Regions from separate parts of the Mus musculus genome. Here regions 1 and 3 are each linked to region 2. The links are chromatin loops, found by intact Hi-C in ENCODE. Cell type or tissue: heart. All regions are shown on one strand. Each heading gives the region's core, and the rest is flanking DNA. Links, peaks and the distances in the headings are about the cores only. Region 1 holds the start of Calhm2 (calcium homeostasis modulator family member 2). Region 2 holds the start of Slk (STE20-like kinase). Region 3 holds the start of Gm19557 (predicted gene, 19557).

Region 1 (5,924 bases), core at 1-5,000, 440 kb before region 2:
CTCCTGCCTCCCTCATCCTCAGTTCAGATTGCTGCTTCTAACCATTCTTTTGACCCTTGACCCACCACCAAACATGGTTGCAGGGGAGGCTACAGCTAGGCCCAACAGCAGTAGCCTGTCCCTCCCTGGCCTGTTCCAAAGAGTGACGCTGACTCAGTTACTGGGACAGAGATGCCTTCATCCCTGGGGTCAGCCAGCTCTGCTATCAACTCAAAAGCCCACAGCAGGTATTTGTGAGGTGGCCTACAGGGACCATGCTCAGTCAAGCTAGGGTAAAGATGACCTCACTAGGTAGATTGGGAATGGTCCTGGGTATTATGGGATATGGGATGTTCTCTCTGCGATTCTAGGTGGTGTTTCCTTAATGCTCAAAACCATCTCTAAGGGATGAAAGTGGAGCTTAGCGGCAGCTCATGCTTGACATTCATGTGGTCTAGGATTCAATCCCCAGCACCTAAAGACACATCAGAGACACACTTGTGATGAGCTGACCCTTGCCCCCCGTAACTCTAAGCCACAGGTCAATCTGCTGATGCCTGACACGGGTGAGTCTGTGCTTCCTCGGACAGGTGCTCATTCTCAAACGCTGTACCATCCTATCGAGTACCACCCCATCAGTGGCCACACAGCTCCTTACCTGAGACTCATACTTGAGCCTGCGGCTGACCTCCTCTCGGAAGCTCGATAGGTTGGCGGGGCCCTCTCCACAAGGGAACCTGGCTAGGACCTCCGTAGCATGGGCTGGGGGGAAGCCTTTATCCCCAGCTGTGAGCGAGGAGGGGTCCACAAACTCACTGAGAGCACAGACATAGGCCTCCCCTCGGAGCAGGGAGATGACAGACCAGGTGACTGGAGCCACAGCTGCACGGCCCAGGATTGAGCTTAGGAGGAGGAAGTTGGGGGCCGCGGAGCAGTTCTTGGCCCTCCGGTACTGGCACTCGGCGACTAGGTTCCAAGTGTGGTTGTTGAGAATGACTCCGATAAGGAAGAGGGCCAGCGCAGGCACGCCAATTGCTGTCAGTCCATACAGGTAGTTCCGGGCGGGTGAGCAGGGACAGTGGAAGGCCACCACTGAGAACAGCTCCTGACTGCCCACCGTGCCCAGGGCCACCAGCCCATTGAAAATCATCACATCCTTGCTCTTGAAGAAGAGAGACAGGAAGCGGAAGTTCTCTGCAATCAAGGCCGCCATGGTGACTGGCGGGCCGGGGATGGGATGCGCAGGAGGAGGCAGAAGAGGGCAGAACTGAGGGCTTCTGGTGAGACTAGTAAGGCGCGCAGCAGGCCGGAGGACAGCTGACAGCAGAGCATGATCATGCCATTTTAGCTCCTGCAGTGGCTGAACTGGTGCTTCCTGTGAAACACAGATGAGCGATAAATGCTTGCCTCTGAACACAGGCTGTGAACACAGTGCTGCTGTGGCCAAGCAGGCAGAGAAGGAGGGGGCGTGCATGGGCCTCTACAGCAATGGTGATAGCCATGGTTGCCTAAGTTCTTGCCGGGTACCAGGTGCTCTCAGTGGATGTTGCCCATCCTCAACGAATCTTTGCATGCTTTCCTTGGTATCCCCCTGGCATCCTTGTGCAACCCCCACCTCAAGCACAGTGAAGGATGTGGCTTCCTGAGCGTAAGCCCCTGGCCAGGGCCATGTATAAATAAATGACAGACCTCAGATTCAAGACCAGGTCTGCCTGCTTTGAATACTTTACAGTCCTTTTGCCACTACCCTCTTCTCCCCGGGGAGGATTAATAATGACCGGTGGTGTTAGGCCAGATGGGATGGATCCCTTTGGGATTTGGAACAATTTGGAGAGTATGGTACAAGTATCAAAGCTACAGGGGCTGTCCTAGTGGACAAAGGATAGACCGGGTCTGGTGGAGACCAGACCCCTGGACCAGTGACAAGCCTGAAACAAGATGCCAACACCCTTGGGTGCACAAAACCCCTTTATTTTGGAGACCTCAGAGTCTCAACACACTTCATGTGTTTTCCCCAGACAAGGATACGGATAAATCATTGTGATCCTAATCTCTTCCTAGGAATGTTAGGGACCACAAATGATGTCACAGAGTAGGCAGTTCAACATCTGAAACTCTTATGCCACCAGTTCTACCGAGGATGCTTCTCCTGATGCCAAAGACGGGAAAATCAAGGGGACAGGGTGTCTTGCCTGAGGCCAGACAAATCCAGAGGAGCCAGCTGAGATTTTGACCATGACTTGAGAATACTTAGAAAGTGGACACAATGTGTCAGAGCTAAACTAGCTCCCTCTGTTCATGGCCTCCAGACCTTGCTCTCCTTATTGCTTTCTCCATGCAGCAGCCTGCAGAATCTCTGCCCCAAGGAGCCACAGGTAGCTTCAGCGGGGTTTCAGGCTCGCTGTACTTATCTGCCCTCTTCTGCTTCATGACCTCAGCAGAGATGGCTCTGTGCCAGAAGAGGCCATGGCCTCAGGCTCTTTGGAAGTTTAGCCCCAATTCCCTTCCCAGACTCCACCCATACAGCCAGAGAGACAGTCAGGGTGTGGCCCCATGTCCACCCCCATCAGGAGAACAGGCACTGGGTGGGGTGGGGTGCGGTGGGGGGGACACCAAAAGAAACAGCTCTCCAAGCCAGATGAAGCCTGTGAGTGGAGAGAGGTCAGGCTGTGGAGAGAGATAGGGGAAGCCTGTGCTAAGTCTTTCTGGGTTATATTCACTTCTCTTTTCCTGTTGCCGCCTCTGCCGAGGATGCCATCTGGCACAGGCAGAGCCATGTGGGCTCTGGGAGGAGGGAGGACTGTCTGACTCCCCGGTTCAGAGCCCAGAGCTTCTAAATAATCCCACAAGGAAAGAACTTTGTCCTGTTGCTGGCCATAAACAGGCTAACAGGCAACTCCATCTTCTCCCTCCCTCCCTTCTTGGCTGCTAGGCACCCATTTGCTCCTTGGGGTGGTCTTGGGATCCTAAACCCACCCTCACATGGGGAACACAGTGCCTGACAGATAGCATAGGGATGGAGCAGAGCTGGGACCCGGCCATCCTCTGAGATTATCATGGGGGGGGGGGGGGCTCTTCCCAAGGACAGGAGACAGACAGCTGGGGGTGGGGGAAGCATCATTTCCGTGTTCTTCCCGGAGTTCCCTCCAGATAGTCTCTAGAGGCTGCCGGCTCCTTTAACAGCTGCACACTCCAGGAAAGGGCCCCTCCTTACCTAGGGCTGGTTGCAGGCCCCCGTGGCCTTGGATTCCTGATGGATTGACAGCAGTGTGGGCTCCCGCAGACACTGGGAAGGTGCTCCTGACCGCGAGGCAAAGTGGCCTCACGGGGTTCACTGCCGGCTTTGCTTTTGCACCCAGGTCCGCGTAGGATCCGGGCCCAGCGTTTGAACGCAACGCAACGGAGCTTTGGGCCCAGTTACAAACAAACTTAACTGGAGGCGTCTACAGATGAAGTGCAGGCATCTGCAGACAAATTTAACTCCAGAAAAGAGAGAGAAAGAAACAGTGGCGTGGAACTTTCTAGCCAGAGAATGGAAAAACAGCCTCCTGGCGCCAGGCAGAAGAGGGAGGGCTGCTGAGGGCGGCGCGAGGCAGAAACAGAGGAAGTGGAGAAGCGGTCTCCGATGCTGCGTCCTGTCCCAGCCCGCCTCTGGGCCCGCTGTGGCTGGCCCTACTGGCCCTGCCTTGACTCTACCCTGAGCACCCCTCGGGGGCCATCTGGGAAGGTCTAGGCAGTTGCCAGGCAGGGCCCTCAAGGAGATCTTGCCTAGGCTTGCCCTCCAGGCCAGTTAGAAGAACATCCCCCGTACTTGACACCCACCTGGCAGAAGCTGCGGGAGGAGTTCCCTGCAGAGTCAGGGGAGAGGTGGGTGTTCAGGATTGATGGTGATGCTCCAGATTGCAAACTCCTGGTCAAGACCCTGGTCCCCTCCTCCCCTCCTCTCTCTGCGCATCCTGCCTTTGCCTGTACCTGCCATCCCCAGAAGAGGACCTTCCCATCATAGTCCATCTAACTCCTAGGTACTGTCCCCATCTGGGTATCTAGAACTCCTAAGGCAGAGGCTGGTCTTAGGTAGAAATTAAAGGGAGACAGGATCTCTTAAACTGCACCGCCTGCCCCTAGAGTCGTCTCTGGGAGCTCACAAGTCATGAGTCAAGTCCACTGACAGGGAGAGTGTCAAGATGGCCTCAGTGGCTCCTAAGATTGGGAGAGATAGCCTTCACGGCCATCAGCTCTCCAGGGCTGGGACAGTGGGATTCACACTGAGCAGGGACAAGCCACACCCTCCTGAGTCTGGCTTGTCTGTGTAGCAGGGATAAATGGAGAGCAATCGGTACCCGTGCCTTTCCAAGAAGCACTTTACAGGGTGGGGGACTTGCCTGAGCTCCCACCACTCTGGAGTTAGGTCTCACCAAAGCTTCCCTCACGTCTGTTCCTCTGAGCACTTTCTGGCACCTTATCCCCTGTGGGTGCCCCACCCCACCCTGCAAGTGCACGCGTGCACACACACACACACACACACACACACACACACACACACACACACTTGGTCTGTATTCATTTGGTCCCTTTATTCGGATCTGGGGTTAAGTTCAACTTCCTGTTCCCTGTGGCACCTGGGTCCCAGCTGAGAGTGGAGGTGGGCTCTGAGATAGGCAGGCCAAGGGGCTGGAAGATGGGGCCAGGAAACAAGAAACTGTCTGCACTTCTACTTTCTTTTCTTGGACAAGACAGCAGCTAAGTATTCCTGTCCTGTCCCATCCCTTGGTCGGGTTCAGGGGAGAGGAGAGCAAGCAGTCATGAGTTCCGAAAGGAATGAGCACCTTAACCACACAGCTCCAAGTGTCTGCTGCGTGCCACACGCTTTTACGCATGGTGTGTGAGACCCCGACTTAGAATGTTTCTCCCTGGAAGGTAAAGCCCCTGGCTGTTCCCCAAGCTTGTTTTCCCTGATCTCTAAAAATACAGCCAGAAAGAAGCTCTTTGTTCTCTATAGCCAGCAAAAAGCCTTTTTGTTTCTGAGCCTTACAGCCAGAGATGCGATACTTGTAATTTTACCAAGGACATCGGCAGAGAAGAACTCTCCTCCCAACTCCTCCCAATTCCTTGGCTAGCTGTTAAAAGCCCCCTACTGTTACTTCCCTGCCCTGCATTGCTCGAGGAGTTCGTCCTCAGCTAGCTGATAATAAAACCTCTTGCAGTTTGCATCAGGTGTGGGTGGGATGCTGGCCAGCTCATCCCGGGACTTGAGCGGAGGCCCAGCTTCGGGGGTCTTACAGGTGAACCTGTGAGGTAGATGGCCTTCTCCCTGTTCCATGAATGAGGAAGCTGAGACTCCCTCCCAAAAAAGAGGCACTTGGCCCAGGGACACACTTTGCAAACGGTAGAGTCAGCCTTTCACCCAACCTTAACCCAGTCTTTGATCTTAGCTACTTCCCTTCTTAGGCAACGCCTCCATCTTCATCACACCTCAGGGCACACTTCCCAGGGAGCCTTGGAGAAAACGGGAGTTCATTGGTTCCCATTTCTAGCTCTCAAACCTCACAGATGGTCTGTTTTCCTGTAATGTGTGTGAAGAGGATTGGTGTGAAGGAAACCCGGAGGCCGTCTGGCTCAACAGTTGTCTAACAGCCCCAGGACACACACCTTGGCCTCTCTCATGTAGTCTTGTCATCTTATCATGGGTCACTGAGGTGTGTCACACAAGCTGAATCCCAGTCCCTTTTACCTAAGAAACTGGCAAAGACCATGAGAGGGTTGCTTGCCCTCAGTTTCTTTCTTTTGTTTTGTTTTGTTTGTTTTGTTTCGAGACAGGGTTTCTCTGTGTAGCCCTGGCTGTCCTAGAACTCACTCTGTAGACTAGGCTGGCCTCGAACTCAGAAATCCGCCTGCCTCTGCCTCCCAAGGGCTGGACTTAAAGGCGTGCACCACCACCGCCTGGC
Region 2 (7,188 bases), core at 1,007-6,006:
GACTGCATGCACCCCATACCCTGTGCATGCTTTGTGCTGATGGAAGTCGGAAGAGGAGTCGAACATCCTGGAACTGGAGCTATGGGACACTGTGAATTACTAGGCGACTGCTGGGAACTGAACCTGGGTCTTCTCCAAAAACCAAATGCTCTTAGCTGCCGAGCCATCTCTACAGTCCCAAATCCCTGCTTCAAGTTACTTTCTAGCCATAGGCCACGCCTATTACTTTAATGTTAAAACATTTTCTTAAGAGGTCCACTTATTTTTTTTCCCATCATATATTGGGGAAAAAAAAAAACCCTACGAGAATGTTTGCAGTTGTAAAGATAAATCTGAGTTTTTCCTTTGCTTAGTGTTTTTACTATGTAAACACAGAGCACCAGACGCCTTTATTAGGGGAGCCACAGAGGGGATTTATTCAGCTCCCTGCGCTTTGAGTTTCCTCCTCGTCCTCTGGCCATCTTCTCTACTACACTGGCTGTTTTTCATTTATTTATATTTGTTTTTTAGAAAACACTGGGGCTGGTGAGATGGCTCAGTGGTTAAGAGTGCCCACTGCTCTTCCAAAGGTCCTGAGTTCAAATCCCAGCAACCACATGGTGGCTCACAACCATCCGTAATGAAATCTGATGCCCTCTTCTGGAGTGTCTGAAGACAGCTACAGTGTACTTACATATAATAAATAAATATTAAAAAAAAGAAAACATTTTATTGATGTATCATTGACACATAAATCTGCTCATAGCTAAGGAAGAGTTTGGAAATAGGTACATATTCACGAAGCCGTAGTCATATTCTCTGTCAGGAATATAGTGAATATAGCTATCATTATAGTCTTAGCTATGTGTGTGTACACATGTGTGCACGTGTGTATGTATGTGCATGTGGAGGCCAGGGGCCAATGTCAGATGCCTTCTTCTCTTACTCCCTACCTTAATTTTTTTTTTTGTGATAGATTATCTCACTGAACCTGGAGTTTGAGGTCTAGGCCATGCTGGCTGTCCAGAGAGCCCCTGGGATCTGTCTGTCCTTCCCTCCCCGTCCCCCCAGCACTGGGGTTATAACTGTGCTCTGCCTGGCTTTTACTGGCTGCTTAGGATTGAAATCAGGTCCTCAGACATGTAGAACAGTACTTGCCCCACTGTGCTGTCTCCCTAGCCCAGCCTGAGCTTCTTAACAGGAATGAACCGGAGTGAGGAGGAACTCAAAAGGCGAGACGTTCCCTAGATTATGATTTCCGTATTTCATTTTTGAGGCGGAATCTCACCCTGTGGGTCAGGCTGGAACTAGAACCCACTTTTATGTTGTAGATGGCCTGGAGTTCATTGTAAGCCTCCCGTCTCAGCCTCAGGAATGCTGGGATCGCAGGTATCCGTTGCCATGTCTAACTTTTATTTCTTAAGATTTAATATGTATAATCCCAGCACTCGGGAGGCAGAGGCAGGCAGATTTCTGAGTTCGAGGCCAGCCTGGTCTACAAAGTGAGTTCCAGGACAGCCTATAAAGAAAAACCCTGTCTTGAAAAACAAACAAACAAAAAACAACAAAAAACCAAAACAACAACAACAACAAAAAGATTTTATATGTACGTATGTGACCTTTTGGGAAGGCAAGCAAGCCTCTCCTATTCTGAGATGAACAACACAGAACCCTATTCTTTCACCCAGATCTACTCCGGTTGCTTTACACTGAGGAGATATCAAATACGGGGACTGTGAGAAAGGATTCGTATGCGAAGGCATCTGTCAGTGTGGCAGAAATACTGTAAAGAATCCAACTATGTCATTATGGAGCAGAACAATACAGATAATACTAGAACCTTACACGGGCTAGACATACATCTTCATACAGAGTGTAATCTACTAGTGGTTCTGTTGGCTGGTGGAATTATAGTACTTCTTAATTTTATTCTTTACATATTTTCTCCATGAATAATATTAAAACTGACTAGGTCATTTTCATGGTGTGTGTAACATGGAAATACATGAAAGTGTATATTTTTAATGTATGCAGTTCAGTGTGTATCAATTATATATAAAATATCTTGAAACAGAAGGATCTTGAGAAAACAATCTTGAGCCTTTTACGGAACAACTGCTACATTTTGGGGCTAGAGCAAAACAAAACAAGAAAGAAAACAAGAAAAAAACAACAAGAAAGTGGTTAAGAGCAAATGCACTTAACTGCTGCACACTCGCTCTGGCCTCAAATTTAAGCGCTTGCTATTGTCCCCTTTGTACCACTAGGCCTCATCTTTTGTCAAAGTCTACTATTTTAATTTTTAAAACGTTTTCTTGTGGTATTCACTCATTTCCTGGTCTGCTTTCTACACCTACCCTGGAATGTGGCCCTGCTCTTGGTCACCTTGATGGGTGACCCCGCCTCTGCCTCCCCGCCCCCCTCCTCCCCAAAGGGCTTCTGTCAGGTGGAGGAGGGGGACGGTAAATCATTTGACAGACTCCAGGCGACACCCACATAGCCCCAGCAAATCTGGAATCCCCGGCTGGATTAGCTCAGGTGAGACTCAGGAAGGGCGGCACCAGTTTTCTGGCTGTGGAGGTGACCCAGAGGTTATCCTTAAGGGAGTGTCACCACTCCAGAAGCCGATCTTAAACAATTTCCTTTTTATTTTTTGAGACAGGGCTTTTTTCTGTAGCCCAGGCTGGTCTCGAACTCGTTATCATTCGTTGGCAGCTTCCCCAGGGCTCCACCACACCTACCTTTTAAACAATTTTTTTTTACAACCTATGTTTGCACTACCTTCATATTGAGTAAATATTGTGCACTTGCTGGTGCAAGCCCTGTGCAAAGGGTTTCCATTTATTGTCTCTTTTGATCTATGCCGCAACGTTTCAGTAAGGACTATGGAGATCATAGGAATGGGGACTCGGATGCTGTATTCAAAGTCACTGAACTATGGCTCAAAGCCCAGGCTCCCGGCTTTCCCTCTCCCTGGACTCTTGTATGAGTTCCGAAGCGGAAACAGTGCACTTTCAGGCACCCACAAGCATAGCCTGCTTTCCCGCGTCCCCCTTGTGCAGAATGAGGCAACATCCGCCAGCGCAATCAACAGGGTCGCGCCGAAGGAGACCTGGCCAACGACGTCGTGGAGCCACCCGGCTCGGGCTCGCAGAGGTCAACGCAAAACCCTCGAGGAGGATGGAAGCGCTCAAGCCTCCACCACACCTCCCGCCGCAGGCGCCACCGAGCCGCCGCGCCGCCAGCCCGGCGGAGCCAGCGCGCGTGCGCGGGGCCAGAGGGTACGCCCTCGCGAGCGCGCGGGGAGCGGGGCGCGTCACCGCGCGGGCGAGCGCGCGCGCGGCCGAGGAGCTCGGGCGCGCTGCGAGACGGCGTCGGCGTCCGTGCGCGCTGCGGGCCGAGGCTGTGTGGGCTGAGGCGACGAGCGAGGCAGCGGCGCCCCAGAGCCGAGGGGACGCGCGGGTGTCGCGCAGTGGGAGCGGACGCTTCGGAGCAGACGTGGGGCCCCGGCGGGAGAGCTTGGCTTCGCCGCTACGCGCCTGCCGGGCGCCGGCCGCTTCCCGGGTCCGGAGCGGCCGCCGCCCCGGGAGACGCGCGGTGACACGGGCCTAAGGCGCCGCGGGCCGCGGGCGTCCGCGCCGCTCGGACCCGTGCGGCCCGGTGCGGGCCGGGGACGAGCGCCGGGGCAGGTGCAGCCCCCGGGGCCCGCGAGCGAGGTGCCCACCGTGCCGCTCGGCCCGTCCCGGCTCGCGGCGGCCGCGCGCCCCACTCCGGGGCCGGAGCCCGGTCGGCGCCCCGCCTTCTCCGGGGAGCGCCCGGCGGGAGCGGCCCGGACCCCGGGCTCGCGCGGGAGACGACGCGCCACAAACTTTGCCTTTTATTGTTCCTAGCCCTTTAAGGGCAAGGGGCTCTGCTGGGCTTGGAAAAATGTCCTTCTTCAATTTCCGTAAGATCTTCAAGTTGGGGAGCGAGAAGAAGAAGAAACAGTACGAACACGTGAAGAGAGACCTGAACCCCGAAGAGTTTTGGGAGATTATTGGAGAACTGGGCGACGGAGCCTTCGGGAAAGTCTATAAGGTAAGAGGGGGAAAACGGGAAGTTGGCTTAGGAGGAGATGAAACGGCCGCCTGTCCGGAGTGGCACGAGGACTTCACCCCAGCAGCCCTTCCCGTGACTTGCCCGCTCCTTGGCTTTGTAGGTTGAAACTTCAGCTCAGCATCCAAGCCGTTACGGAATACCGTGGGGCCGGATGCAGTTTCAGGAGTGATGGGTCTGCAGTCTAAACCCTGTCAAACTTCCGAATTTAATGGGAGGAGCGGGTGGTTGCGGCCCGGCCCTCGAGTCTTTTAAAATCGGAAACTCGTTAGCTTCTTTCTCCCTGTGCTGATGTTTGTTTACTAGTGGCGTTTGCATGTGTGCATGAAACAGGTAACTTTTTGGAGATGGGGACAGTATGTATAATTCAGATAAAACGAGCAAAAGGTGCCTGGCCAGCATGGAGCCCGTTCTTGAGTTGGTTGCTTGGCCACATGGGATGGAATTTCTGACAACATTTCCAGGAGATCTTCATTTCATCCTAGTTTTGAAATTCGATAAGCATTGGCTAGAAGGCAATACCAGTGCTTGAGGAATCAGAAAACTACACGAGTATTTATGTATTTCAATAGAGGTTTGATGTTTCTACACAAAGGTGTGAATGTTAACTGTTTACCCTGTCCTAGGAAGTATATGAATGATGTCATTGGAATATTTACTTCCTGAAGGGCGAGGTTTTTATGAGCCACAGTTTAGGGGTAGGACCCACTGGTTGCCTAGAATTGAAAACATAGATTCAAGACTTTCCATTCTCACATAATTTGTATCGTATAAAAGTCCTGAGAAGTGGCAGTGTCCACCTGCTCATGGAGGGAGACAGTGAAGCTCACAGACAGTTCATGGCCACCATGATTCAGTGTAGCCTTGAACTCAGGCCTCTGTGCCCATATGTAGTAGTGTCTTTTTACTTTTAATTCCATTCAGTCGAAAGCATGTCCTCTACTTTCTAAGCACAGCACACTTTGTCTTGTAATGCGTGCCTTGAATGCATTCTGTCAAAATTCTGGTCTTTTTTTTTTTTTTTTTTTTAATCCAGTCTGAAAGACACACTTTGATTGCTTGCTCTATGTGTTTTCAGAACATCTTGTTCACATGGCTACTGTAGCACTTGTCACATATTATAATTGACATTTTCATGTTTATATAATAAAATTAAGGCCCAAAGTTTCACATTTGAATCTATGCCTCACACATTTGTTGAAATGAAACAATGTATGTTACCTTTAGATGAATGCTAATGAAAGTCAGCATATAGTATGGTTTCAGCAAGAGCTTATTGTTGAAGATGCACAGCAGAAGGGCATGTAAGGGTGGTAGGAAGTCATCCTGGGGAGACTCGTTTAGTACTGGCTGTCAGAGCCAGCTTGGCGGTCATGACCAAAATAACCACCTCTCCCAACTTCGATTTTCTTAGTTCTAAAACCATAGGTTTCCTTAAACGTTTCTTCAGATCTTTCCACGTATTAATGTCCTCTGAATATGCAGTTACTGAGGAAAGGCGACGATTAACTCACAAGGGACCTGGAATCTTGTAGTGAGAAGGTGGTCGGTGGTTGCGAAGTTTTCATGGTGGGAAGACATTTCATCCACTGTAAACAGCATAGCATCGAGAGCATGGGTTTCTATACTAGAGTATTTCTTGCTCTCCACAACATAAGTCTGTGACCTTGGGCAAGGTACTTACTTATTAGTGGTTGATTTCCCTCATTAGAAGGCCTACTCAGTATCTGTAGTGTAAATACATAGAAAGTATAAGGCAGCCAGAAGGAGTTCAATAAATGGTACAAATTTCTGTCATTGTCTGAAGAGGTTATAGAAGCAAAATATGGGATGGGAGAGATGAAAGGGACCCAGTAGCTGTTGACTTGGTTTCTAGGGCAGCTGTGCAGTTTTACTCTGCAGAAGGTGATGTGTAATCCCATCGCAACATTAGTTGAAATTTCCTAAAAAATTTGAGACATTGTGTAGCTCAACATTACCAAGTGCCTAGCATAATTCCTGGGGGCTTAAAGATTGCTTTAAAATGATATTGACTAACATAAATTCTTTGTGTCTGTTTTTGAGGAGTTATGTAGGAATTTTTGTTTTGTTTTTTGTTTTTAAAAAATTTACATTTTAAGCTTATCTAACTTTGGCCTCTTTTTCTTTTATTTATTATTATTATTATTATTTATTTATTTTTTTCCAAGACAGGGTTTCTCTGTGTAGCCCTGGCTGTCCTGGAACTCACTCTGTAGAGCAGGCTGGCCTTGAACTCAGAAATCGACTTTCTTTTTCATTTTTCCAAAAGTTGTTTATTTTTCAGAATTCTCTGGAAGTTGTGAACTTATGTGAGGGAAACTAGACTTCTTTTTGTAGGGTGGATGTTATCAGACCATAATATTTTTGGTAGTGTGCAGTAGACAACTATTTTGAAACTTGATTCCAGCTACCATTTGCTTGTAGAAATTGGTGACTGTTAAAAGGTTAAATCATAACTGGGCAGTCATGTTATGTTCTTAGTTTTAATATCGGCTTCCCATCATATAGTCTCACTCCTGTATGGCTCTCACATTTACTGGCATGCTTGGAAAATCACCACTGTTTTAAATTTGTTTTCTTTTTAATGTAGTGTGGTTAAATGTAAATGAGGGTATATAATATTTTTCATTCAATCAGAAACAAAAAGATGATATAAAAATATGTATTGAGTAGCAAGTCTAGAAACTGTTTTACCTAGTAAAGTATTTGAAAGTTCTGGCTGTGTGCTGTGTTGCAACTGACAGGCCTATACCTTTTATAAAGTAGTGAAATATGTAATTCTTGTAAGTGTGTATGTGTTTAGCTGATAATAAAATAAATTTACATTGACAACATCAGGGTCAAGGAATTCTGCTGCACCTCAGACTCTCAGTTTAGTTTTATAAGTGTTTGAGCATTATAAAAATAGAATCATATTAAGAGTATGCTGTCTTCCCTTTCAGAACCATTATTGTTTGTTACATGACCTTGGTTATTATCTGTCGCTGTGGTTAGTTCATTTTCATTGTTGTGTAGCATCCATTATGGGGTTATATTGCAGTCATTTGACATTTTACTGCTAGTAGGTATGTTGGTTGTTTCTAAAGTTTTTTG
Region 3 (5,000 bases), core at 1-5,000, 69 kb before region 2:
TAAATTTAATAACACTAGAGAAGAGAGAGGGGAGAAGAGGGAAGGGAAGAGGGAAGAGAGGCAGAGAGGGGGGGAGGGAGAGGAAGCAAAAGAAAAAGAAGGTGAGGGAGGGAGGGAGGAAGAGAAGAAAGGGGAAGAGGGAAGGAAGGAAGGAGTGTGTAAAAGGAGAGAAGAAAGAGGAAGGAGGAAGAGCCAAGTCTAAGCATGGGAACACAGCTGAAGAACTGGGTACAGGAAACAGCCATGGCCGCCCGTGAGACCTGATGACTTCGGACTCACAAGATTAGTGTGAAGGTCAACCATGGGTGCAAACAGAGCTCTGGGCTCTGCTGTAACTATGTCCCCAGCAGGGCTTCAGGAGAAAGGAAAGCCACAAATCAGGGATGAGTGGAAGGGAGGGGTCAGCCACAGAAGGGGCCGTGGGATCTATTCCTGTTTGACTACCCCTTCCAGCTCAGGGTGATTCATTCACAAGAGGAAGTGCCCAACCCTGCCACACCTCGCCCTGGGCAGCTGCAGTTGCCCTGGCTGCTTCCCAGGGAGGGTTGCTCTCTACAGACAGACCCTCACAGAAGCCAACCCAGAACAGAAGGAGGCACAAATCTCTAAGAGGGCTCCAGCTGAACTTAGTGTGACAATGGCCGCCATGTCCTGCTTGGCCCCTCCCATCCCGGGATGAGTGGACAGCACTGTGTTATACTGGCTTACCTCTCAACACTGTGGAAAACCCCTCCTACTTAAATAAATAAAACCTGGGCCTCTCCACAGAGGAAATGACCTGCTAAGTAGACCTCTAGCGAGTCTGCAAGCAGGCAGGCCCAGCAGCCTGTCTCCAGAGCTCTCATCTTATTCTGAAGCCACTTCTCCGCTCTGGACACGAGTGGTCCTCTCTCAGCTTACTGCCTCCAACATCAAAGGCATGCAGCAAGAGGCAGACTTCTACCTTGAAAAGATGGAGGCAAGCAAGCAGCCGTCCCGTTCCTCAGAAGGGAGGCTGGCAAGCAAGGCCTTCAGGGAGGCAGACTGGAGTTACCTGAAAGCTTTAACTAAAGTGTCCTTTGCTCCGGGCGCTCTCCTGCGTGAGCCGTCCTTGGAAATACCAACACAGATTCACACAGAGAGCCACACAGATCGAGTCAGGAAACACTATTTGTGACAGCAAAAGTCGTACAACCGTAGTGTCCGTCCGTCCGTCACAAAGGAATGGCTAGAAAGTTCTGGTAAATACTCCTGGTCAGAAAGAGTGAGGCAGACTCGCAGGTGCCGGGACACACGGGCACAGGGACAGACGGTGGCACTGCAGGCTGTGCGGAGCACTCTTCACAGCAGTGGGACATCTGGTGATGCCCGAAGGCATTTCTGATTGTCACAACATACTAGGTGCTAGTGGCATTTAGTGTGAGAGGCCAGGGATGCTGGTGGAAGACACAGGACAGTCTCCAGTGCATCAGCATCTGCACCAGGAGCTCTGAGGATGAGGCCTTCTCAATTAGAAGATAGCTCACTCACTCTTACTCCCTTCCCTTCCGTTCCCCCTTCCCCTACCCTTCCTTCCTTTCTTAAAAAAGCCATAGGGACGTGCTTGTATATCTGTCAATGTACAGATAAATATTTAGACGGCCATTGGGCTTCAAGTGGCAGCATGGATCCGGAGTAGTGGCACACACCTACAATCCCAGCCGTGGAGAGGTGGAGCCAGGAGATTAGGAGTTCAAGGTCAGCCTGGGTTTACAGAGTCAGACTGTTTCACTGGAGGAAACAGTTACATTGTGAAAGGGTAAGAGGTCGCTTTCACCCCGACTCACTGTCTTAGAAACTGGTACTATTCCTAAGCCTAACTGTACTTGTAACGGAAGCCATGAGGGGAAACTAGGCTGCAGGTCTCTTACGTAGTACAGCTTATCAGAGCCACTGTCTCTCTGGAACACGAGTCCTTTTTCCTGAAGCAGCTGGAGAGCATTCTTAAACACTCTCTGCGCTACGCCAGAAGTGCCACTGTCCTTTAACTCCACCTGCACAGGGAAGAAAAAGAAATGTCTCATCTTCCATTACCTGCGACTAACTCCCAAGCCCAACTGGTTTATTATGAATTCACCCAACAGGCTTTTCCTGTGCTGAGTCAGCGTGCTCTAGGCATGCGTCAGCTGAGCAGGCCGGCATTTAGGCAGGGTCAGAAGTCTGCTCTGGAGGGTCACACTTGGTAACTGTGCTGAACTTGGGTTCTGCTCTGACTGATCACGGCTTTGCCCCCAGGCTGCTGGGCGATCTTTCCCATGAGCATCAGCTCCCTCCTCTGAGAGGCCGGGTCAGCAGGGAAAGCACTCGCAGCCATAGGGAGCCAACTGCAGCTCAGCTCCCAGGAACTGCAAACAATACAGGACGCATCCTCTCCAGAGACTGCCTCGCGGCCTCAGGATGTGCTGCCTAGCCTGTTTCAAAGGCCACAGTCCTGAGAGCAAGGACACCAGGGGTCCCTTCTGACAAGCCAGCCGCTTCCGGGACTGAGATCTGTGTTTTGCTCGTCACTTTCAAAAGAACAATGACAGACACGCACGGTTCAGGAAACCAAAATTGCTCACAGACTGAAGCAGCGACTTGGTGCTCAGGCCAGGAACTGGGTGGCTTCCTGAAATATATATAATCTGCCCGCCCAAACATAGTCAGCATTCATCTAGCTGTCAGAGAAACAATGGTCCTGTAAGATCTGCTTATCATGTTTCTGGATTTGCTAAGAAAGGCGACGGTTAGAAAAAAAATCAGAAGGGAGAGACGGGGAAGTGAGCAGCCATGAGTGACAACAGGGCGCCCAGGGCTCTCGGGTTTCTGCATCGCCCGAGCATCTGCAGTCTCCCAGGGCGCTATTAATTGAGGGACACTGACATCCCAAGCAGGGCAATTTGACCAACTGATTCATAATTGATGGAAGAAATCGTTTTCAAAGAGAAACAAATACAGCGACAGATCAGTTTCTTTTTAAATATACAGCACTACACAGAAACAGTCTTCTGCTCTAAGCTTCTTCAAAAGGATACCACGTCAAAACTCCGCCACAGAACATCCTGCCTGGGGGAGTCCTGACGTCTTTCCAGTCAATTGTAGCCATCATGGCTTCACATGAAGGTGGGCCTCGCTACTTACTAATGCTTCTTTAGAACTGGGCATGGTAGCAGACACATAAAGTTCTGCACATAAGAGGCTCAAGCAGAAGGACTGTGAATTTGAGGCTAGCCTGGGTTATGTAGCAAGTTCCAGGTCAGCCTGGACTACAGAGTGAGACCATGCCTCAATAGAAAGAGGAGATGCATGGCTGGAAAGGTGCTTGCCCCCACGTCAAGGCACCTGCTGCCAACTCTTAAGGATCTGAGTTTGATCCTTGGGCCCCAAACACACGCATGCGCGTGCACGCACGCGCGCGCACACAAACCCTGATCTAAAATGTTTTAAAAGGAAAAGAAAAAGGGGAGAGAAGACTAGGAAAGATTTTACTGAAAATAAACTGAGAGGCATCAGAAGCCCTAGGAAGGTCAGTTTAACTCTGAGCTTATTCTAAATGATGAAATGGAAAGGAGGCCAATGGGAAGTGGGCAGTCAGATGGGAGGCTGTCTACAGGCCAACGGGAAGTGAGCAGCTGGAGGCTGAGGCTGTCTACAGGCCACTGGGAAGTGGGCAGCCGGAGACCAAGGCTGTTTAGAAGCAACCTTGGCAAAGAACAAAGTTCCCAGCCACGACCTTCTCCACCCGAGTGTTTTTCTGAAACTCTATCCCTCATCTCCCTTTATGAAATCCTGGGTCACTGCGCACAGAGCCTGTTGCCAGGAAGAGGTAATTAGGTGTGTGAACAAATCTAGGAAGCAAGGTCATGAGGGGCTGGGATGGTGAGAAGGTGCCTGTCCCACCAGCAGCATCCGGAATAAGTTAGGACACTCAGAGCAGCCTGGCTGCTGACGGGAGAAGACTGGAGAGGCGTCAGGACAGTTGCAGAATGGAGCCTGGTTATGGGTGTGAACTCATCCTTGGTACGGGGAAGGAAAGCTCTTAGATGGTGGCAAATCTCTACGTACACAAAGAACAGAAAGATGCACTGCTCACTGAAAACCGAGGTCTCCTAAAGCCGGCAGTGCACTCCCATGTGGGGAACAAGAAGGGAGGCGCCCACCGCTGTCAACATAAGCACAGCATTTGGCCAAGGTCATGCTCCGGACCGGCGGTGGGATCAGGAGCAGGGTGGGAGAGGATGGGAGGGAAACACGCCTGCCATTCTCAGGACCATCTGAATTAAAAAAAAAAAAAAAAAAAAAAAAACCCAAAACCCCAAAATCAATCTTCATTCCTGCAGTACCCAGTCCTGAGGTCCTGTGTAGAGAGCACAGAACATGCAGACAGGGCCTCTGCTAGGACAGCCCTTCAATTCTGCTACAAGAGGTGGGAAAAAAAACCCAAAAACCAAAAAACCACTATGTGCCAGTGACGTCAGCAGGCTGGGACGTAATGGGCGGGGTGAGGACTGCAAGGGACAAGTGGCAGTGACATCACAGATACAGATGGAACTCAGGCCGGGAAGGTAAGTACTAGTGACACAGACAGGGATGCCCCGGGGGTCACAACAGTGAGGGGTGAGATACAGATCTGTGGAGAGATACTGAGGGCAAGTAGCAGTCAGAGGGGATGAGGCATCAGAAGATGACGGTAAGCCGAGACTGTTCACTTAAAAGTAAATACACAGTCACACGCGACAGCAGCGGACCCAAGAGCAGTAATACAAGCGACAGGCTAAACCGGAAATGTCTTAGTAAATCTTAACTTTGTACTAACATAGAAACAGCAAACACCAAAGCAGTGTGCCAGGAGCCCTCGGAGTGCAAGGCGGGGCTGTACCGAGAGGAACGGGAACACTGCTTGGTCCTCTGCACTTTCCTAGCTACAGACATGACTGGATGCAGCTTGGCCTTCACTCGAATTCCTACAACAGGACAGATGAACCTTTCCCAAGGCAAAAGGA

Evidence for each region. Peaks named below come from ENCODE experiments on the same cell type or tissue, not always from the same donor. Only the 100,000 strongest peaks of a DNase experiment are listed, where the experiment ranks them.
Region 1: a loop joins it to region 2, with 21 times the contacts of the local background. A loop is called at or near these places in 2 of 42 quality-filtered maps.
Region 3: a loop joins it to region 2, with 7 times the contacts of the local background. A loop is called at or near these places in 13 of 42 quality-filtered maps.

Annotation. Positions count from the first base shown.
Region 1 is chr19:47,134,712-47,140,635 of GRCm38, forward strand. Calhm2 (calcium homeostasis modulator family member 2) reads right to left here and starts at 3,583. Exons shown (of 3, transcript NM_133746.5): 1 at 3,194-3,583; 2 at 638-1,354. The coding sequence starts at 1,192. In heart, for the core only: no CTCF peak of the experiment used is centred there; DNase peaks (open chromatin) are centred at 870, 2,560, 3,140, 3,640 and 1 weaker place; H3K4me3 peaks cover 2,109 bases; H3K27ac peaks cover 2,097 bases; H3K27me3 peaks cover 715 bases.
Region 2 is chr19:47,576,288-47,583,475 of GRCm38, forward strand. It overlaps Slk (STE20-like kinase), which reads left to right and starts at 3,732. Exons shown (of 18, transcript NM_001164639.1): 1 at 3,732-4,056. The coding sequence starts at 3,907. In heart, for the core only: a CTCF peak has its summit at 3,182; DNase peaks (open chromatin) are centred at 2,544, 3,174, 3,824 and 4,234; H3K4me3 peaks cover 3,775 bases; H3K27ac peaks cover 2,456 bases.
Region 3 is chr19:47,508,446-47,513,445 of GRCm38, forward strand. Stn1 (STN1, CST complex subunit) reads right to left here. Exons shown (of 10, transcript NM_175360.3): 8 at 1,890-2,012. Gm19557 (predicted gene, 19557) reads left to right here and starts at 4,537. Exons shown (of 3, transcript NR_045322.1): 1 at 4,537-4,562; 2 at 4,818-5,000. In heart, for the core only: no CTCF peak of the experiment used is centred there; DNase peaks (open chromatin) are centred at 476, 2,466, 3,746 and 4,846; H3K27ac peaks cover 3,765 bases.